Regions from separate parts of the Homo sapiens genome. Here region 2 is linked to region 1. Evidence: chromatin contacts called from ENCODE Hi-C or POLR2A ChIA-PET data. All regions are on one chromosome and are shown on one strand. Each heading gives the region's core, a stretch centred on a gene start or an enhancer-like site at or near the end of the contact. The rest is flanking DNA. Distances are from core to core; before and after follow the strand shown. Region 1 overlaps USP9X (ubiquitin specific peptidase 9 X-linked). Region 2 holds the start of LINC02601 (long intergenic non-protein coding RNA 2601).

Region 1 (3,283 bases), core at 259-2,758:
ATCTTGAGTTTATTTTTACATATGATGAATAATAGGGGTTTAGTTTCATTTTTCTGCATATGTATATTCTGTTTTTGCAACACCATTTTTATTCAAGAGATTGCCTTTTCCCCCAATGTGTGTTCTTGGCACCTTTGTTGAAAATCAGTTGTTTCTGATTATGTGGATTTATTTCTGGGTTCTCTATTCTGTTCAATTGATCTGTGTCTATTTTTGTGTCAATACCATGCTGTTTTGGTTACTATTGCTCTATAGTAAATTTTGAAGTCAAGTAGCTGATGCCTTCAGCTTTGTTCTTCTTACTCAAGATTGATTCGGCTATTTGGAGTCTTTTGTAGTTCCATATGAATTTTAGGAGTGTTTTTTGTATTTTTTTGTTTTACCTTGCAGATTCACCTCAAAGGATGTTTTTTCTATTTCTGTGAAGAATATAATTGGTATTTTAATAGAGATTGCATCAATCTGTAGATTGCTTTGGGTAATATGGACATTTTAACAATATTTGTTCTTCCAACCCATGAACATAGAATATTTTTCCATTTATTTGTGTCCTGTGTTCGTTCTTTCATCAGTTTTTTTTGTAGTGATCTTTCTCCTCCTTGCTTAAATTTATTCCTAGGCATCTTATATTTTTGTAGCTATTGTGAGATAACTTTCTTGATTTCTCTTTCAGATAGTTTGCTATTGGCAAATGGAAACACTACTTAGTTTTGTATATTGATTTTTGTATCCTGCAGTTAACTAACACAGGTTCACGCTTGTACCAGTCCAGCTTCCTAGTCATCTTCCATTCCGTATTTGTATCTCTACAGCAATGAGAAATCTGAAACCTGAGGGAGTTGGAAAGGCTTCTTAATCAGTCTTCAGCCTCTGTCTTTAGGCCTTCGAATCATTTGTGCCTTCCCAAGTGTTTGTTGTTTTCATACCCTTGGCTTTTCTCAGATTTAGTGGGGCATTAATTTATAGGCACCCTCTTCTCCTTGCCTTCACAACAACTAAACCAACTTCACAACTTCAGCTAAACCAACTATCTATCCCCATCTTCACTACACCGTCAGTAATTTGTTGACAGCTGTTTAATGTGTTGCTTCCCCTTCTGTTTTTATGTTCTTTTGAGTTTATGTATTTTTATATTCATTCATTCTCATTTTAGTGGGGTTTGGGGATGAAGTACTGATAAATATAGTGCAGTACACCATATTTAGTTGACATAATTTTTAAAGCTGTCTTCTGCTTTTATTACCTCCATTTTCTAAATTAAACACCTTGTTGGGCTTCTCATCTTGCTTTGCAATTATTATGGGACAGAAGCATTTCACATTAGATTCTTAGCTAAGGCTTCTCTCAAAAGATATATTTCATTCTTGTCTGTTACATCGTTTAGAATTTACATAGTTTCATTTGTTAGTATTTCAGTAATAGTCCTTGCAGTGCTTTACTGCAGATTCAACCTTCACAACATACTGTAAAAACACAAACCCACCACTGAATCCTTGATCTTGTGATTGGCGCTTAATGCCACCAGATGGCGAGCATGAGCTCTTGTCAGACAGTTAAGGCAAGAAACTTGAAGTGGGTGCTTTCTTCATGTTTTATATAATGAAACTAGAATACCTAAATTTGAAACAGCCAGCTTTTGAAAAAGCTGGTAATGGTTGTATTGCAGCAGAAAATCATAGGCTTTGGACTCAAATGGACTTGAGTTCCAATCCTGCTTCTAATTGCTACTCTATGGCGTTAAACATAAGTTTCATAGTTTATTAGAGCTTCCTTATCCTTAGAACTGGGATAATGATAACTTTTTTGTGTAATTGCAGGGATTAAATGAAACAATGTATGGAAAACCCCTAGCCTAGGGACTGGCACTTAGTATTCATTAAACATTAAACCACTCTCTGTCACTTCCTTTTCTTAGAGCTCCTGCTTCCTTTCTTATTTAAGAGTTTGTGTCTAAAACGTGGTAATACAATCTTTTGTAAAAGTCTGTTGTAAGCTCTTAGCACTGATAAACTCAACTTAAACCACACATCATCTCTATAAGGTATAGTTAATGACTAGGAAAAAAGCTAATGATTCTCTCTTTCCCCTCCATTTAAAATACATCCAAGAGTGCACAAATGCTAAATGATCACCCAAATGTTACACTTCTTTTCATTCTGAATCTTTGCCTGAAGCCAAGTGCCCATGTTATGATTTGCTGTTAAACTTAAAACTTCTGCAGTCCTCTCTATATGTAATACCATCTTTTGTAAAAGTCTGTTGTAAGCTCTTAGCACTGATAAACCACACAACATACCTATAAGGAAATTATTAATTTTATCTGTATTTTAAAGACGGAGAAACTGAAGCACAGAGAGATTGTTAATTCACCTGGGACACATAGCTTAAATGCTATTTCTCATTTCTTTTTTTTTTTTTTTTTTTTTAAAGAGAGAGGGCCTTACTCTGTGTCCCAGGCTAGAGTGCAGCAGCATGATCCTAGCTCACTGTAACCTCAAACTCCTGGCCTCAAGTGAGGCTCCTGCCTAAGAGTAGCTAGGACTACAGGTACACACCACCACACCTGACTTTTTTTTTTTTTTTTTTTTTTTTTTTTTGAGATACAGAGTCTCACACTGTCGCCCAGGCTGCAATGCAGTGGCGCAGTCTCTGCTTACTGCAGCCTGTGCCTTCTGGGTTCAAGTGATTCTCCTGCCTCAGCCTCCCGAGTAGCTGGGATTACAGATGGACGCCACCACGCCCAGCTAATTTTTGTATTTTTTGTAGAGATGGGGTTTCACCATGTTGGTCAGGCTAGTCTTGAACTCCTGACCTCAAGTGATCCGCCCACCTCCGCCTCCCTGAGTGCTGGGATTACAGGCATGAGCCACTGCGCCCGGCCCACACCTGGCTTATTTTGAAAATTTTTTTGTAGTGATGGGGGTCTTGCTGTGTTACGCAGGCTGGTTTTGACCTGGGCTCCAGTGATCCTCCCATCTTGGCTTCCCAAAGCTTAGGTATCTTTTCAAAAGGCTAGAAAGAAACCAAAATCGTCATAAACTCTGGATGACAAGATTATGACTGGCTTAAATTTTTCTGGCTTCCATTTTTTATAAAATGTAACATGATATAATCAGGGATGAATATGAGAGCTGGAATGGCCACTGAGTGTTAACTTTGATTCAGATCTCTCAAATGAGTAAACTATAATTCAAGACCATTAAATGATTTGCTTAGAATTCACTACTTCTGACCGGGTCACGCTGGTAATCCCAGCACTTCAGGAAGCCAAGGTGGGAGGATT
Region 2 (2,882 bases), core at 321-2,820, 95 kb after region 1:
CTAAAGCACAAGCTCAATTTATCGTATCATTAAAAAATAAAAATATGCCAGGCGCGGTGGCTCACGCCTGTAATCCCAGCACTTTGGGAGGCCAAGGTGGGCGGATCACCTGAGGTCAGGAGTTTGAGACCAGCCTGATCAACATGGAGAAACCCCATCTCTACTAAAAATACAAAATTAGCCGGGCATGGTGGAGCATGCCTGTAATCCCAGCTACTCGGGAGGCTGAGGCAGGAGACTCTCTTGAACCCGGGAGGCGGAGGTTGTGGTGAGCCAAGACCATGCCATTGCACTCCAGCCTGGGCAACAAGAGTGAAACTCCGTCTCAAAAAAAAAAATAAAATAAAAATAAATAAATAAATAAAATTAATTAAATGAAAATATATAATGGGGGGGAGTAGGTGAGGATATAGGTGAAAAAAATTGGCCCTACATTGGTAATTTTTTTTTTTAAGACATGGTCTTGCTTTGTTGAAGTGGCAAGGTCACAGCTCACTGCAACCTCCTGGACTCAAGTGATCCTCCCACCTCAGCCTCCTGAGTAGGTGAGACTACAGACACGTGCCACCATGCCCAGCTAATTTTTAAATTGTTTTATAGAGATGGGGGGGCGGTCTCGCTATGTTGCCCAGGCTGGTCTCGAACTCCTGGGCTCAAGTAATCGGCCTGCCTCAGTCTCCCAAAGTGCTGGGATTACAGGTGTGAGCCACCACACCTGGCCTACATTGGTCATTGTTGAAGGTGAGGATTTGTTATCTACTTATCTACTTTTATGTATGTTCGAAATTTCTCATAATAAAAAGTTAAAAAAGCAAAAGAGGGGGTTGGAAAGATTTCATTAGAAAATGTTATACACATGCTTGGTATTTCACACCTTTCCTAATAGTCTGTATTTAATTTTCTTTTTATGTTGCTTTTTGTTTTTAAATTTTTACCTAGTTAACATTTTTTTTTTTTTTTTTTTGAGACGGAGCCTCGCTCTGTCGCCCAGGCTGGAGTGCAGTGGTGTGATCTCGGCTCACTGCAAGCTCCGCCTCCCGGGTTCACGCCATTCTTCCGCTTCAGCCTCCCGGGTAGCTGGGACTACAGGCGCCCGCCACCACGTTCGGCTAATTTTTTGTATTTTTAGTAGAGATAGTCACGTGTTAGCCAGGATGGTCTCGATCTCCTGACCTCGTGATCCGCCCGCCTCGGCCTCCCAAAGTGCTGGGGTTACAGGCGTGAGCCACCGCGCCCGGCCCCTAGTTAACTTTTTTTAAAAATTTCCTCCTTTTCCTTTTTTTCTCTTGAAGTTGAAGCCTTGGAGGTGCTTTTCATTCAGTTACAGAAAGCACCACCCCAGCTTAAAATGTATTTAATTTTATTTACAGGATTACATAATATACGGAAAATGAAATATATGTTTTTCCCACCGGGTCCCATTTTGACTCCCCCAATACCCTCCAGTTCATCCCGGAGTGCTGCAGATATCTATACATTTCCTGGATGTCTCAGGAGGTGAAAAAAAAAAAAAAAAAAAGGCAGGGAGGGAGCCCAACTGACTCTACATCCAGAAACCTCTCTCAAGGCAGCTCGTGCCCCCAGGCAGGATTCCAACAGTGCAGAAGCCCCCAGTCCCCAAGTCCGGGGTGGCAAGGACTTCCAGCCTCCCCGGGGAGCCACCTTGGCCCTCCCTCCCTCCTGCTGGCTGGGTGCCGCGCTGCGGGGCTGCTCAGGTTGGTAACTGTGCAAAGCCGGGGCCCGCCTGCTGGACGATGGGGGTTAGGGGGGTGGGGGTGCTGCGAGGTGCGACAAGGCTCTCCCTCGCTGCAACCACGGAAAAGGCGGATCAGCCTCCATTACAAACCGCTGTAGGAGGGGCCAGAAGCTTGGCCTGGCCAGACCGGGCCGTCGTTGAATCCCTGCATCCATCTTGCCCAGGTTCCCTGCTGAGTCCCCCGCTGGGCTGTGATCGTTGCGGATTTAAACACCACACTGTGGAAGCGGAGATGGCCCCGCGTGCACCGCTGAAGTGAAGGGGCTCGTGGCAAATGATGCGGGGGGACAGCGGCCAGAGCAGACCCCGGCGGGGTGGCCCGCCCGGGAGGTGGCTGAGGGTCCCCGGCTGCGGGGTGAGGGGCGGGACCGGGAGGCACACCCTCCGTGATCGCCACCAGAGGCCGCCTGGAACCCGAGTTTCAACCTCCCGGGGATCCTGTCCCGCTTCCCAGCGATGTTTGCCATGACTGCTGCGAGTTCTCCGACCTCGAGGCCACTCTCCTTTCCTTCCAAGGACGCCCAGAACCCGCGGAGGGAGGAGGGGGTGAGGGAGGAGGGAGAGAGGAGGCAGGAGGGAGGGAGGAAGGTGGCGGGGAGAAGAAGAGAGGGAGGGAGGAAAAGGAAGGAACTGCGTTGGCCTGTCGCCTCCGCACTGTAAGATTCTGGCACCCAGGGTCCCGGCCCCCTCTCCTGGGGCCAAACGTTCCGGTTCCCGATGCCAGGCTGCAGAAAAAATGAGCACACTGAACACGTGGACTAGCACATAAATAAGGTTATTACCTCCTTTTTATTTTTTGCACACTAATTAATAAACTACTGCAACGGAAAAAGAGAAAGCAGGCAGAATGCAAACAGCCTCTCGGTGGCTCTGTTATGTAGGAGGGAGGTATGGAGGCTGCTTGGTGGTCAAAGAATTCCTCCAATGCCCGCTCCAAAGCGGAGCCCTGCAACGGCCTTAAATCAAAAGGAAAGCGGGTGTCAGCAGCAAGCACAGAAAGTGGGGCCTAGTTCAGCCAGGAGCTAACACAATATTCCTGCTGGGGTGGGGATGGGGGCACGACTATTACAAAACTAGGGCCCCCTGAAAGCGCCCTGCCCCACCCAACACACACATTCACTTCCTT

What was found. A loop is a pair of places that touch in the nucleus more often than their neighbours do. ChIA-PET counts read pairs that join two places held with the same protein, here RNA polymerase II (POLR2A). Pooled maps may share reads with other maps.
Region 2: a pooled map shows a loop between it and region 1 (2.9-fold over the local background). The contact joins the promoter of LINC02601 here to the enhancer-like site in region 1. A Hi-C loop is called at or near these places in 3 of 50 pooled maps. POLR2A ChIA-PET finds 5 or more read pairs at or near these places in 2 of 52 experiments (GM12878 and PC-9).

Annotation. Positions count from the first base shown.
Region 1 is chrX:41,178,868-41,182,150 of GRCh38, forward strand. The region is part of intron 21 of USP9X (ubiquitin specific peptidase 9 X-linked); the gene reads left to right. Among named protein-coding and RNA genes, the nearest start is that of USP9X, 95 kb to the left of the region's middle. Within about 2 kb of position 1,509, at least 3 of the 41 ENCODE cell types and tissues checked have a DNase peak (open chromatin) inside an H3K27ac peak, as active enhancers do.
Region 2 is chrX:41,274,169-41,277,050 of GRCh38, forward strand. It overlaps LINC02601 (long intergenic non-protein coding RNA 2601), which reads left to right and starts at 1,571. Exons shown (of 2, transcript NR_135616.1): 1 at 1,571-1,715; 2 at 1,921-2,610. RefSeq lists enhancers at 1,657-2,157, 2,158-2,658 and a silencer at 1,824-2,183.